2 separate regions of the Homo sapiens genome follow, and region 2 is linked to region 1. Evidence: chromatin loops called from intact Hi-C (ENCODE). Cell type or tissue: psoas muscle. All regions are shown on one strand. Links, peaks and the distances in the headings refer to the core of each region. The heading gives the core; the rest is flanking DNA. Region 1 overlaps LOC102723370 (a long non-coding RNA gene). Region 2 overlaps LOC102723370 (a long non-coding RNA gene).

Region 1 (7,985 bases), core at 2,842-5,341:
CTCTACCAAGGAAAATACTAAACTGAAAGCAATACCACATTACTGGAGGGATTACAGAGATAACAGCCACCATCCTATTCGATATGTCTCTCTGGAGAACACAGTCTGATTCACACCTAAGAATGTTAGTCAGCCCATATAAGCAAGATAGAGTTAGTTTGACCTGCATTTTCAATTTTGGGTTTGGGGACAAGGACTGAAATGTTTTTTGTGAACTAGATGTGGGCCTCTTGAGATTATCTTGGTCCTCATGAATAGAACTGTACAGAGGATTGAGGATTCATGGCAGCAGAAGTTAGAGTAGATAATAGGTTACTGAGAATGTTAGCAGTCAAGAGTGAATGCATCTGTCCAGGTCAAAGGAACTGTAGAAGAAAAGTCTCTAGTGTCAGGAAGCTTTCAATAATCCAAAAATGTACATCACCCAATTCAATCCATAATTTTTTATTTAGTTTCTAGACAATGTTAAATAATATTTTAGGTGCTAAAGATACATTAACACACAGTACAGACACAAATTGTTGCCCTTGGAGAACTTTTATTCTAATGGTAGAGGCAAACATAAAAACAAGGTTGTAAACTGGATCCCTTCCTTACACCTTATATAAAAATTAATTCAAGATGGATTAAAAACTTAAATGTAAGACCTAAAACCATAAAAAACATGGAAGAAAATCTAGGCAATACCATTCAGGACATAGGCATGGTCAAAGACTTCATGACTAAAACACCAAAAGCAATGGCAACAAAAGCCAAAATAGACAAATTGGATCTAATTAAACTAAGGAGCTTCTGCACAGCAAAAGAAACTACCATCAGAGTGAACAGGCAACCTACAGAATGGGAGAAAATTTTTACAATCTACCCATCTGACAAAGGGCTAATATCCAGAATCTACAAAAAACTCAAACAAATTTACAAGGAAAACAAACAACCCCATCAAAAAGTGGGCAAAGTATATGAACAGACACTTCTCAAAAGAAGACATCTATGCAGCCAACAGACACATGAAAAAATGCTCATCATCACTGGTCATCGGAGAAATGCAAATCAAAACCACAATGAGATACTATCTCACATCAGTTAGAATGGCGATCACTAAACAGTCAGGAAACAACAGATACTGGAGAGGATGTGGAGGAATAGGAATGCTTTTACACTGTTGATGGGAGTGTAAATTAGTTCAACCATTGTGGAAGACACTGTGGCAATTCCTCAAGGATCTAGAACTAGAAATACCATTTGACCCAGCAATCCCATTACTGGGTATATACCCAAAGGATTATAAATCATGCTACTATAAAGACAAATGCACACGTATGTTTATTTCAGCACTATTCACAATAGCAAAGACTTGGAACCAACCCAAATGTCCAACAATGATAGACTGGATTAAGAAAATTTGGCACATATACACCATGGAATACTATGTAGCCATGAAAAAAGATACGTTCCTGTCCTTTGCAGGGTCATGGATGAAACTGGAAACCATCATTCTCAGCAAACTATCACAAGGACAGAAAACCAAACACCGCATGTTCTCACTCACAGGTGGGAATTGAACAATGGGATCACTTGGACACAGGGCAGGGAACATCACACACTGGGCCTGTCGGTAGATGGGGGGCTAGGGGAGGGATAGCATTAGGAGAGATACCTAATGTAAATGATGAGTTGATGAGTGCAGCAAACCAACATGTCACATGTATACCTATGTATCAAACCTGCACATTGTGCACATGTATCCTAGAACTTAAAATATAATTTTAAAAAGTGAAAAAAAAAACAAAGGTCAGACTAAGGAGAATGAGGAATGCCAGGGTAGACAGGGTAGTCATCATTAGTAAAAGAAGGTAACAATTTGAGGAATGATTTGAAGGAGATAATGAAGTAAGCACACAGGTAGAAGAAACAGCCAGTACAAACACCCAAATGATGGAAATTTTCCTGGCATGCTTCAGGAACAAGAAAAAGGCCAATGTAGCTGTGCTAATACAGCAAGGAAACCCAATCATAGATGAAGTCTGAGAGATCATGGGGACCAGATTATGTTGGGCTTTATAGTTCATTCTAACAACTTTGCTTTTGCTATGAGTAAAACAGAGTCATTTTAGGGCTTTAAGCAAGGATCACACTAGCTTCTAATTAAGCACAAAGGGACAAGGGTAGAGACAAAGAGAGCAGGTTGAAGAAAATAATATAGATGAGAGATTGTAGTGGCTTGGAGTCCACTAGTAGCAGTAGAAGTTGTGAATTCTGGATGTATATTGAAGGCAGCATCCTCAAGATTTCCTGAAAAATTGAATATATGAAAAGAAGAGAGAATCAAGGATGACTCCAAAGACTCAACAACTGGAAAGATGATTCCCTGAGATTGAGTAGACTGGAGGTGCAAGAAGTTTTAGGGGAAAGGTATTGGTTGATCTTTGGACATCTTAAATTTAAGATGAGTATTAGAAATCCAAGTGAGCATGCTGAGTAGGCAGTTTGAAATATGAGTCTGGAGATTAAGGGAGAAATCCAAGCCAGTAATATAACTTAGGATTCATCATCACAGACATAATGTTTCACACAAAGATGTCATGATTTAAAATTGCCTTATCCTCTCATCTCCTCTTCCTATTGAAGGAAATTTTAAAAAAATACACCAAAATATATTTCTTTGACATATTTTGAAATGGCTGCCCTTAGCCATCCTGACAGAAGTGGCCTTGCAAAGCTGAATTAAGTGGGGAAAATTTCCATCTATAGATAATCTCCACTAATACAGTCATGCCCCCTCCCTTTCTACACCTTTCCCCAGATCCGGGAGGGATTGAGACTCTGACACCTTTAAAAGACTGAAAAGAAACATTTACCATCTATTCTTTCTAGGGGAGGCTTCGCTACATAACAAGGTCACCTTTGCTGGCCAGAATGTAAGCCCCCATTCATTCCATAACCTCAAAATGGTATATTAAGTTTCTGTAACTCTTTGGGAAATTAGATTTTCATTCTAAAGGCTCCAATGTATCTATGCTAAATACATTTGTATGCCTTTTCTCTTATTAATCATGTTAGTGATTTTTAGCAAACCTTTAGGGGACCAGGAGCCTATGGCCCCCACACTAACTTTTCCCACTGTTGTATGAAAGACAAAAGAGGTGAGTGGAATAAAGGAGAAAGATCTGGCTGTATCTCCATTCCTATAGACAACTTCAGTCTTTACTTTGGGGATATAGGAAGGAGGGAGGACACTTACCTTTGAATCACGATTGAAATGTGTAAATAATATCTTGGACTTGGCTATCTAATCTAATCTCTAAAGATTTGAGACTTTAAGAAGTTATAAATCTATTTCTTATCTCAGTGTGAGGAGAAAAGTCAGAGGAAATTCATAAGTTTTAATCCAAATGCATGGAAATATTTTCCCTCATGAATACAGTTGGAAAGGGCATTTGGAGACAAAACAAAGCTGCCAGTTACTAACACAGCAGAGCAAGTACATTAAGAATTAGTTTATGCACTATAATATTTTTCATTTATCCATTTCTGCTAATCCTTCTTTCTGCAATCATGCAAAGAAAGAAACTATTGGTGTTTAATTGCAATAAGCTTCTAATTATGAAGGCATCTGAAGCTTTTATGAATACCTGAATGGATGAAGCTTAAGATTTCTGCAAATTTCTCTGCTCAACACTGAGCAATTTCTAATAAACAATTGGTCTTTATTGATACTTCCACTTTTACTGCAACTGTGAGAAATAAATGCCCTTGATTAGGTGCTTGGAAAAATAGACTATGATAAGGCAAGCTTCTTAGAAAGGTATTTGACTAGCTTAGTATTCTTACTTTTATGCAGACACAGCTCATCAGCTCAATTGATAAGATTCAGCACCAAGTTGTGGGTTGAAATGTCATGATGGTATACAACATCTTACTTGATGGCTCAAAAAGCTCCCTGACTTAATTTACTTCAATTTTCCCTCTTTATAGCAAAGCTCTCTTCTGAAAAGATACGTCAGATTTTTATGACTGGATGGAAATTATAAATGCTGCTTTTATAAAGCACTCAGAGAAAGCATCAGGTGTCAAGATCTAAAACAGGCTGTCAAGATCTAAAACAGGCTGTCAGGATGATCCTGCATTGACTGCTGTTCTGGCTGCTTTAAGGAGCCTAAAAATATTCACCAACATGCAAACCCAACAGCCCAGACACACATAAGAGGACAAAGCAGGGCCAGAGGCCAGCTATTTGTTATATAAATAGAACATTAGCATAATAGAAGGTATTTGCTTGTTTCAGCAAGACTACTGTCATAAACTTTGCGGAGTAATATGTTGCCTTTAATAGAACAGCTCAGCAATCATTACCGGCAGCAGCCACAATATGTCTGGGATAATAATGGATGGCTGTTCAAGCCAGAATTTCCCACCCTATGTTACCATTTTAGGAAGTTTGTAAAGGCAAACTGGAATGATAAAAGCTTCAAATATCAGGTGCACTATCATAGCCCGTTGGATGCAAAACCAGATTGAGAGCAGCAAGAGCTATGCAATTACCTAGGATATTGTCAGTCTGCTACACTAGCAAAGTTCCTGGGGCCTGGCCAAGTTTTAGCTCTTTAATACCAGCTCTCCTTGATCCTAGATTATAGAAGATCAGGTGTATTAGTATGTTCTTTCATTGCTGTAAAGAAACACTCGAGACTGGGTAATTTATAAAGAAAATAGTTTTTTTTTGTTTGTCTTTTGAGACGGACAGTTTTTTTGTTTGTCTTTTGTCGCCCAGGCTGGAGTGCAATGGCATGATCTCGGCTCACTGCAACCTCTGCCTCCCGGATTCAAGCTATTCTCTTGCCTCAGCCTCCCGAGTAGTTGGGATTACAAGTACCCACCATCACGCCCAGCTAATTTTTGTATTTTTGATAGAGAGGGGGTTTCACCATGTTGGTCAGGCTAGTCTTAATTGACTCACATTTCTTCAGGCCATGCAGGAAGCATAGCTGCATCTGCTTCTGGGGAAGCCTCAAAAAACTTCCAATCATGACAGAAGGCAAAGGGGGAGCAAGACTTCTCACATCGTGGGAGCAGGAGCAAGAGAGAGTGAGGGGCCCCATGCTACACACTTTCAAACAACCAGATCTCGTGAGACATATATTAGGAGAACAGCACCAAGGGGATAGTGCTAAATCATTCATGAAGAATCCACCCTCATGATGCAATCACCTCCCACCATGCTACCCCTCCAACACTGGGGATTACAACTGGACATGATATTTGGGTGGAGACATAGATCCAAACCATATCATCAGGCAAAGCCATTTCTTCAAGGAAACTAAATTTCTGCTTATACTTAATCAAAGGTAAACATGTGCAAGGTTTAGAAGATTCATAAGGGAAATCAACCGAGATAAAACAGCATTCTGAAAAGTGTACTGACTACCTGTTGTGCCTACTTAGACCACTGGAATTGCTCCTGCACTCCCTCTTCCTCTCTCTCTAAGAATGTTTGCTTCTTTATATTTTAAATTAGCACATCTTTTCCTGTAGATAACATAACAATTTATAAAGATTTTATCTATCATATATTCCTATAATTCCTCCAACTACAAGAAAACCACTATTAATATTTTATTTTTCCCAGTATTTAATATTTATTATAAACAAGCATGTATGATATAGTGTATATATATCATCATATTTATATGATCATTTATATTAATGTATAGTAACTATGTATTATTATTTATATTATTATAAATTTATGGTATATTTACATTAATTAATATATCATAAATATATTACAATTATTTATTTATATATTTATTTATTATATTAAGTATATAGTAAATTTATTTTTAAAAATACATAAAAAATCTTTAAAAATAATTTTTTGCAAATTTCATAACTTAGCAAGGCATATTGTTTTATTTCAAAATGTATTTCTTTACTAGCAAAGTTGACTACTTAAAATATATCTATATTGAAGCACCAGAACTGCTGACTATTACAAGTTTGTAGGGTCCATAAAGTCAAGCATATCTTTATACTAATGTGTAGAAAACCTCTTTCATTTGAAACTTTATGAAAATCAAAATGATTCATTAATAAAAAATGATTCTTAAAAATGTATTATTTACAGTTTTTAAGATATAATGCTATTACTACTTAATAGACTACAGTATAGTGTAAACATAACACTAAACTGTATTATTGTACAATAACCAAGGAAATCTACTCAAAATAAACTTTAAAATTGGGAGTGACTATGGATTTTTATTAATAAAAGGGTTTGACACGCTTGAGAAATTAAAATACTTGCATCCAATATGAATCCTGGTCCCCACATGTTCTGTTCATCTCATAACTATTCATCTGACATTCTCATTATTTGATTATGCACTTGCTTAATTTTTCTACTAGTTATAATATTGAACATTGGTTTCTATAGAGTATAATCCTTCCAACTTTCTCTTTTCTCTGACAGCATAGGAGTAATTTAATGAAACTGCAACTCCCTCTTTAACCTGATCATCTGATCTATAGTCCTCATTTCTATAAAAATTCTGTAATATTTGATAATAGGAACGCAGTTTGACATCCCTAAATGTCACTTGTTGACTGGAAGGGAATCCTAAGTGAAAATGTCTTTTGTCTCCAACATTGCAAACTGAACTACAACATTTTTGTTACTATGCTCTATAAGTAATAGTTCAATAGTATTTCTCCTTCATTCTCCTATGTTCCATGTGTGACTTGCTCAGGCACTGCTTTTTTAAACAACTTCTGCAATGTATAGTTATGTACAGATAAAAATTGCTGAAAATTTTTCATATAGACAAGGTCTAAAATTCCAAGTTTGGATACCCGTAAAATAATATCTGTGGATTTTTCTGTAAGTAATTAGTCTAATCTGACTAGAAAAAGAAAGAAAGGAACAAAGAAAAAGATGAAAAGTAAAAAATATATATACAAAGAGCTGAAAGTATTTGGTTTTAATAAAGCAAAACTTGAATTAAAAGTAATGGGTTAGATGAGGAGAATGAAAGGGAAGTAAAATTTGTCAAGCATCTACTAAATTTCAGTTACAGTATGTTATCTACTTGCCAATAAGCTACTGATAAAAACAAGGATATGTTCCATTTTTTAAACCAGGCACTGTACTAAGTACTTTACAATGCTATTACATTTAATCTACATAGCAATATGATTACATATGATATATGTGTGTGTGTGCTTATACAAATGAGGATACTTAGATTTATATGCTTACAAGATTAACTTGCTAAGAAATTGGCACACCTAACTTTATGGATACAAATTTGTGTGACAGTAAGTTACAGGCATGTAATTACTGTGCTTTTACTATCTTCTCATAAGGTTTATTTAATCCCCAATTTTAGAGTTCAGGAATTGAGGGTCAGATCCACTGAATAACATAGCTAAGGACATTCAAGCCCAAATCTGTTTTGTCCCAAATAAGCTCTAAATTACCCAACACCATGGAAAATAAATACTCAGTTTTTCAGAGCAAATCTCCTGGGTATGAAAATATGGATCGCTAAAAAACAAAGCTATCAAGCAATGTTAATCAAATGAATAGAAAAAGAGCTTCTGATTACTCTTCCAGGTAAGAAAAGTAAAGGTTCTCACCAATCCTAAACTGTAAAGATTTTTTTCCATTCCCATAAGACCAGTCCTGAAAAAACACCAATTCTTTAGGTCAAGATGTTACATTTAATTGATTATCTCTGCTTTGGTGTGAACAATCAGAACACATACTCATCAACAGGGCAAACCACTTGAAACAAATCATTTAGAAATGCAAGCAAGACAAAGAGGAAATTCTTCTCAGGGCAGCTTTCTGAATTTCCCTAACCCATTAAAATATCATTCCCTATAACAAATGATGGTTTCACCATGGAAATTCTGATTTGTAGGTTTCAGGATAGCTAAAGCATATCCATATTTCAGTATAAATACATACCAAACCATCTTTTTCA
Region 2 (7,985 bases), core at 2,768-5,267, 340 kb before region 1:
CAAATACATCAGGTAATCTTCCCTGGCATACATTAGTGATCTAAAGGGAAGGGACCATGTTTTATAACTTTTCATTTTTTTTTGAGTGCTTAGCATGGTGTCCTATAAACCCTAGGTTACCTTGAAATGTTAGTTGAAATTCAAAGGCTAAAACGATGTTCTTTCATAGAAATTAATCTTAAGGAGAAAGGAAACTAGCAAAGACTACAGAATATTCATATTATTAATGTCCACAAGGTGTATCTTAAAGTTGGGAAATTTATCCCAGCAAAGATTGTAAATATTATTTTAATAGCACCAACTATTGGTATTGTTTTTGAAGAATAATAATAAAAACTTGCATTTGGAAAACTTCCTAGTTTATGACATACTTTTACCTTCTACCGTTGTCTTCAATCAATGAATGATTTTCATTAATAAACTTATAAATGCACCCCCAAGATATTATGCCAATGAACAGGAAGGAATAATTGCCTTAAACTGGAAAAGTTTAAAATAAATTCTTAGTTTAAAAAAAATCAGCCAGCAACAGGATATACTTCATCTGGCTGTAGCATTTTGTAAAGAATGGACTTGTAAGTCCTCCTACTTAGCTAAGAAGGCTTTTCTAGGTGTAGTGAGCTGTTTCAAGCAAGCCATTTCAATAATGCAAGAGTGTAAACTACTTTAGAATTACACTGTAAACAGAATTTTCAATCTTGTATTGCAATTATACATTAAATGCAGAATCAGCTTAGAATATAGAAATCCCCAAAACTGTTGACAGGAATAAAAAAGGGACTTGATTCTGTAAACAAGGGCACAATTTCCCAGCAGCTGGCTTGGGTTGCCCAGCAGCCACTCAATTAAGTTTTTGCTGCATAGGCAAGTTCCACAGACGTTTATTGTGAGCAACACATTCATGGAAAAAACTGGGCACTGAATACCTACATTAGTCATCTCTTTTTTTCCTCATTCTTAAAATTGCCTCAATGCAGAATAATGAAGCATGGGAGCCAGGCATGACAATGTGGCCAAAATCATGGATATTAGAATTGATTTGTCTGGGTTCAAATAGGAGACATGGCCCCTAAAGGAACATGGGCAATTAACATTTTAATGGTAACTTAGCCTTCCCATCTATACATTGGGGATAATGTTTCTATCTACCTCTTAGGCTTATTGTAAATTCTAAAAGATACAGTACATGGAAAAATATTATCTCAGAGCTTGAAAGTGTAACTCCTAAAAAAAGTATATATTTTTTCTTTTTTATTGACACATAATAGTTGCACATGTTTGTAGGAGAAACAGTAATATTTCTATACATGCACACAATGGATAATGATAAAATCAGGGTAATTAGAGTATCCATCAACTGAAATATTTATCATTTCTTTTTGTCATAAACATTCAAAATCCTGTTTTCTAGCTATTGAAAATATATAATAAATTATTATGAACCATATTTACTCTACAGTACTATGTCACTAGAACTTATTATTTCTATTTAACTGTAATTCCATGCCCATCAACCAATCTCTCCCTATCTTTTCTTCCCCGCTACCTCACAGCCTCTAATAACCAGAATTCTATTCTCTACTTCTATGAACTCATTTTTTTTTTAGCTTCCACATATGAGTGAAAGTGGATGGTATTTGTCTTTCCATACCTGACTTATTTCACTTAACATCATGTCCTCCAGGCTCATCCATGTTGCTGTGAATGACAGGGCTTCATATTTTAATGGCTCAATAGTATTCTATTGTGTACATATACCACATTTTCTATATCCATTCACCTGGCTGTGGACATTTAGGTTGATTGTATATCTAGGCTATTGTGACTAGTGCTGCAATAAACACTGGAGTGCAGGCGTCTCTTCAATATACTGATTTCCTTTGTATAAATATCCAGTAGCGAAATGGCTGGATCATGTAGTTCTATTTGATGTTTTTAGAGAAATCTCCATACTGCTTTCCATAGAGGCTGTACTAATTTACATTCTCACCTACAATGTATAAGAATCTCGTTTTGTCTGCATCCTAGCAAGGACTTGTTATTTTTTATCTCTTATAATAGCCATCATAATGAGGATGAGATGATATATCATGGTGATTTTGATTTGCATTTCTCTGATGATTTGTGATGTTCAACATTGTTTCTCATATACTTCTTGGTCACCTATATGACTTCTTTTGGCTTTGTCCACTTTTTGATCAGATTATCTATAATTAATGTTGAGTTATTTGAGTTTCTTATATATTCTGAATATTAGTCCTTTGTCAGACGAATAGTTTGGAAATATTTTCTCCCATTCTACAAGTTGTCTTCCCTCTGTTGATGTTTCATTTTCTGGGCAGAAGCTTTGTAGTTTGATATATTTCTATTTGTCTATTTTTGTAATTTTCACTTGTGCTTTTTAAATCTTACTCATCAAATCTTTGCCTAGACAAATGTCCTGAAACATTTTCCCTATGTTTCCTCCTAGTAGTTTTATCGTTTCAGGTCAAACATTAAAGGCTTTAAACCATTTTTAGTTTATTTCATATACAATGAGAGATGGAGGTCTAATTTTATTCTTCTACATATGAATGTCCTGTTTGCCCAGCACCATTTGTTGAAGAGAGTGTTCTTTCCCCAATGTGTGTTCTTGTCATCTTTGTTGAAAATCAGTTGGCTGTAAATACATGGATTTATTTATGGGTTGTTTGTTTGTTTTTGAGATGGAGTCTTGCTCTGTCACCCAGGCTGAAGTGCAATGGCACAATCTTGGCTCACTGCAACCTCCGCCTCTTGGGTTCAAGCGATTCTCCTGCCTCAGCCTCCCAAGTAGCTGGGATTACAGGTGCCCACCCCCGCGCCTGGCTAATTTTTGGATTTTTAGTAGAGACAGTGTTTCACCATGTTGGCTAGGCTGGTTTCAAATGCCTGATCTTAGGTGATCCGCCCACCCTGGCCTCCCAAAATGCTGGGATTACAGCTGTGAGCCACTGCGCCTGGCCTATTTATGGGTTCCATATGCCATTGCATTGATTCATGCATCTCTTTTTATACTAATACCATGCTGTTTTGGTTATTATAGCTTTGTATTATTTTTGAAGTCAGCAAGTGTGATGCCTCAAGCTTTGTTCTTTTTGTCCAGTATTGCTTTAGCTACTCAGGGTCTTTTGTGGTTTATCGTGAAGTTTAGGATTCTTTTTCCATTTCTGTGAATAATGTAATTGGTACTTTGATTCTCTAGATTGGGTAGCATGGTCATTTTAACAATATTAATTTTTTTCAATCTAGGAGCCTCAAATGTCTGTTCATATTTTGTGGCCTCTGTAATTTTTTTTTATCAGTGTTTTGTAGTTTTCATTGTAGAGATCTTTAACTTCCTTTGTAAATTTATTTCTAGATGTTTTTTAGTAGCAATTATAAATGGGATTGTTTCTTTGATTTCTTTTTCAGCTAGTTTATTATTACTGTATAGAAATGCTATTGAGTTTTGTATATTGATTTTGTATACTGCAATCTTAATGAAATTTATCAGTTCTAAGAGGTTTTTGATGGAGTCTTTAGGTTTTTCTTTATGTAAGATTATGTCATCTACAAAAAGGAAAAACATGATGTTCTCTTTTTCTATTTGGATGCCTTTATTTCTTTATCTTGCCTAATTGCTCTAACTAGGACTTCCAGTACTTTGAAGAATAAGTGTGGAGAAAGTGGACATTCTTTTCTTGTTTCAGTTCTTAGAGGAAAGGCTTTTAATTTTTCCCTGTTCAGTGTAAGATTAGTGGTTAGTTTGTTCGTTTTTTTTCCTCACTTGCCTCTTTTCCAAGGTGGTGACTATATAAAGGTTACCTCTCCAGTATATGTTCACAGTCACAAAGGGAGGCCTACGAGGGAATGCTGTGGTTTACTCTAATATGGAGAGGTGTAATCTCGTCCCTGGAGAACTCCTGTTGGTGTTTGCCCAGGAATGACTAATTCCCTATTTTTGGAGTTGACAACCACTGCCAAAACTCCTGGCATGGACCCTGCTCTGTGGCCAACTCATGCTGCTCCAATTCCTCTGATAAGTTCCACTGGCAGCCCTCTTAGCAGCTCTATACCCTGCTGGCAGGGCACACAGGACTCCTGGGGCTACTGCACATGGCATGTTGACCATGGCCAAAGAGGGAGTAGCCCTGAGTACTTATTTCTAGACCCTTTCCTCTGCCCTTGCTCCTCTGCTGCTCCTAAGCCTTGCTGCATGTGGTCAGGAGCAGCATACTAGATATTATTAGATTTTCCCGTTTCTTTCAAGGAGTTTTATCACTCCAATTTCCACTTTCATCAATACCTAAAGTGTTGGAAATTGTGGGTTCCTTTTAGGGACTCATGTAATATTCTCTCCATGGATTCATCCCCTGTAAAACATCCTTCTACTTTAGCAATGAGGAGCTTCTACTTGCTTTTCCTACCTGGGAGGAACTTTCTTTAGTTAATGCTCTGTCACCACTACATAATGGTTCAATGAAAAAAAAATATGGTTCAAATTATCCAGAACTAGATTTATATTTTAAAGGGATGCTTTAAAATTAATAAAATTCTTATCACTATAAAATGGGGTGTTCATTACTAATGTCTTATAACAGACTTCTTTGACCATCCAAAGCACCCACAATTACATTCATTTTAGCATTTATCACATTGTTTTATAACTGTGTACTTATCTATCTCCCCCTCTAAACTACCTGCTCTTCAGGGCATAGACAGATTCATTAATGCATGAACAGATGAACTTGAGCAGGAGGAAAGGGACCAGGCCTGAACCACTTGATCAAAGTAAAGATGAAAAAACACTTATGAATCAGTAAAACATGTATGAGCCAATAAGACGGTTTCCATTTTGTTCCCAGAAATGTTTACTATGTTTATGCCCATAGAAACCTCAGCAAATTCCGGACTTAAGAAATAAATTTTTATGGCCTGTTGTAACACTTTATTTTTTGTGTTTCTTAGAAGCCTAAAAAGGAAACCAGTATACTTAAATATATTAGTAAAATATTTGTATCGTTAAAATATTTGTAGTTTTACACATAATTGGGAAAAGGTAGCATGGTGTGACATGGGAAATTCTTGACTAAGAGATACATATTCTGTATTCTAGTCGTGCCATAGTTCCTCAATAGCTGCATGATGCTGGTCAAGTCATGTAAAGCTTAGTCCTCAGTTCCATGGCCTGTACACATTAAAACACTCACTATTAAGTTGCTACAACATTTAATTTGTGTAAGCTTCATATTCAGAAGATGTAAAGTCAGATGAGAAAAACACTACTTGAAAAAAATGTTATAAGAACTAAATGAGGCTATATTTAGAAAAATATGTTGTGCAGTGATAAGAATATAATAAAATATAAGATTTATATTTAAGATATATTAGGCACTTATTATGAGCTTACAAGAATTTCCTATGTATTAACTTACTTAATTCTCACAACAACTTTAACAGAAATCCACATAGTAGTTGTTATTATACTAACCTGACCCTCTATTGGCAGTATCAGATAAAGCTTTTCAGTTCTCTCAGCATCTAGTCTGTGTCTTGAATCATCATGTTTGCTCCATCTCACCTGCCACCAGGGCTAATTCTGTCCATGCTCACATGGTTCTGCTTCCTGAAGCTGATCAGCTATGTGCTCTAACAGACTTTGGATTCAGTTGAAGGGCCATATCACAAGGTATAGGACCTTGCACCCAAGGTGGTTACCAAATGGGTGAAGTGATGTAAACCAGAAGTGCAAAGGACATAGCTTCCTCTGGGGGGAAATGTTGATCACTGTGCATCAGAGGATAGGAGAAAGTAATTAGTCTTTTTTTTCTTCTCCCTTCAATAACAGTTCTGTCTATTCACACTTTCTGGAAACACACTAGGAACCTAAGCCAGTGTACTGACTCTGTCAACTAAGTGTATTGCCCTCACTCAAATAATGATACAATAACCAGTGTAACAATACATTGCTTCTCATCCTTCTCTGCCTTATTTCCCCTTTCCTTCACTTTTAATGTCCCAGGATTGCATGTCCCAAATCAGCATTGGCATCTAAATATTGCAACAGGCTCTGCTTTCCTGGGAATCAGGGTTAAGATAAATTCCTCCCTGACTATGATACTGATGAGAAACATAGTAATGACAGCCTCTTATATTTGTAGAATGCAATGCAGTTGTAGAGCTCTTCATCACTTTATTTTTCTCATGAGTATCATTCTACTCCAGTTAACAAAAGCTATTGTAAACAGAGCACTATAATCTCAAACTTTACATAACATTTCTTTAAAAAATATTTCCATACTGAAGTATTATTTATGTACAATAAAATAAATGCTCAAATCATAATTGTTGAAGATTGTTTAAACAATCTTAATTGTTTGATGATCTTTAACAAATAAAATTTCCTGAACTGTCATCACCCAAGTCAAGATACAGAACATATTTATCATCCCAAAAAGTGTCATGATGACTCTTTCTAGTCAATCATTTCACTTCCAGAGGCAACCACTCTTCTGATTTATATAACCATATACTAATTTTGTCAGTCCTTGAATTTTATATAATTAAATTATAGCATTTTATATCTGGCTTCTTTCTCTTAGAATAATATTTTGAAGATTCGGCTATGCCCTTTTGGGTTTCAGTATTCCATTACTTTTTAATGCTGAGTGGTATTCCATCTAATGATTGTACTGTAATTTGTTTACCTAGTTATTTGTTTACTTTGAATGACATTTCTTGTTCACATCATTTTTTTATTAACTAATAGCCAACTGATAATCTGAGCATGAGGACAATTTGTCTCTATCGATAGTATATACAGAGTAACTCTCTGTATCTGGATCAAAAGTGATAATTAATAATGGACTCTAGAAAATAAGCCTCTTACAACTAAATTTGCAGATGTGTGCTCTGCAAAACATAAAGTTCTAAGAACTGATTTTTTATAACAAAAGTTTTTGTAATCAAATAAAATGTGAAAACTCTGTAACTCTCTCACAAACATACTAGCTTCTTACAAGCTCTGAGATTTCCTGCAGTTAAAGAACCTTGTTTATTGTTTTGAACCCAGATTTCCAAAGTTTATTAACCTTAGAACTCCCCCTATTTGGAGTTTTCTTATTTATTTTAAAATCGTTGGTCTACATACATTTTTTTAGCTATCTATCTATCCATCCATCTGCATCTGTCTACATATGTACACACATACACCAATGCATAACATTGTACTACTACTAACACACATGTACATACATGTTTTTTAATGGTATGCACCTAACTGGATTATTGAGGCAGTTATCAGATTAATTTAATGAACAGTATTCTAACCCAAGTCTAATGCTCTATAAGAACAAATTCTCCTGTACTTAAGGAATAAAAACTCATGAAATATGCAGATCATATAAAATCCCCAACTGTTGGTATGAGGCACAGAGAAAGGTAGAGAGTTTTCCCAAAGCTACATTAAAGTTCATGGAAGAGCGTTAAAATTTTTTCCAATGATCCTCTCTAGTTTGCCTCTTTATATATATTAAACATTTTTGAAAATAAATATACACATGGAGATGAGGGATCACAGAAAGTGGGGCAAGCTGCATGCCCACTGGGGAGTGATGTGGTATGTATGTGTGTGAGGGCTGAAATGAGGGTAAAGGTGGATGGAGGAAGGGGATGATAGAGAGCAACTGAATGTCCGTGAGAAAGAGTGTAGAAAGGGCAGAGTGGGGGTGTATGGAAGGCCAATGTCATATCCTCTCCATAGAACAGGACTGTGTGTGCTATGACTATGGATTCTTGGTAAAGGTATCTTAGACTTTTCAGTTCAAACAAATTATACAACTGAGACTCTCATGAGAATGTTTCCTTTTAGATTTTTGTATGAAGACATTTGACACAGGTCAATAGTAAGATTCCTCTACAAGAACGTGTGAAAAATTATGACTCATAATTAAAATGTAGAATGAATGTATAATGCCAAAGATCCA

What was found. Hi-C counts contacts between places; a loop is a spot of excess contacts. Peaks named below come from ENCODE experiments on the same cell type or tissue, not always from the same donor. Only the 100,000 strongest peaks of a DNase experiment are listed, where the experiment ranks them.
Region 2: a loop joins it to region 1, with 3 times the contacts of the local background. A loop is called at or near these places in 2 of 110 quality-filtered maps.

Annotation. Positions count from the first base shown.
Region 1 is chr11:22,111,592-22,119,576 of GRCh38, forward strand. All of the region lies in intron 4 of LOC102723370 (a long non-coding RNA gene), which reads left to right. The region is part of intron 1 of LOC124902645 (a long non-coding RNA gene); the gene reads right to left. Among named protein-coding and RNA genes, the nearest start is that of ANO5, 78 kb to the right of the region's middle. In psoas muscle, for the core only: no CTCF peak of the experiment used is centred there; a DNase peak (open chromatin) is centred at 4,210; H3K4me3 peaks cover 508 bases; H3K27ac peaks cover 1,902 bases.
Region 2 is chr11:21,770,428-21,778,412 of GRCh38, forward strand. All of the region lies in intron 1 of LOC102723370 (a long non-coding RNA gene), which reads left to right. Among named protein-coding and RNA genes, the nearest start is that of ANO5, 420 kb to the right of the region's middle. In psoas muscle, for the core only: no CTCF peak of the experiment used is centred there; a DNase peak (open chromatin) is centred at 4,034; H3K27ac peaks cover 1,146 bases.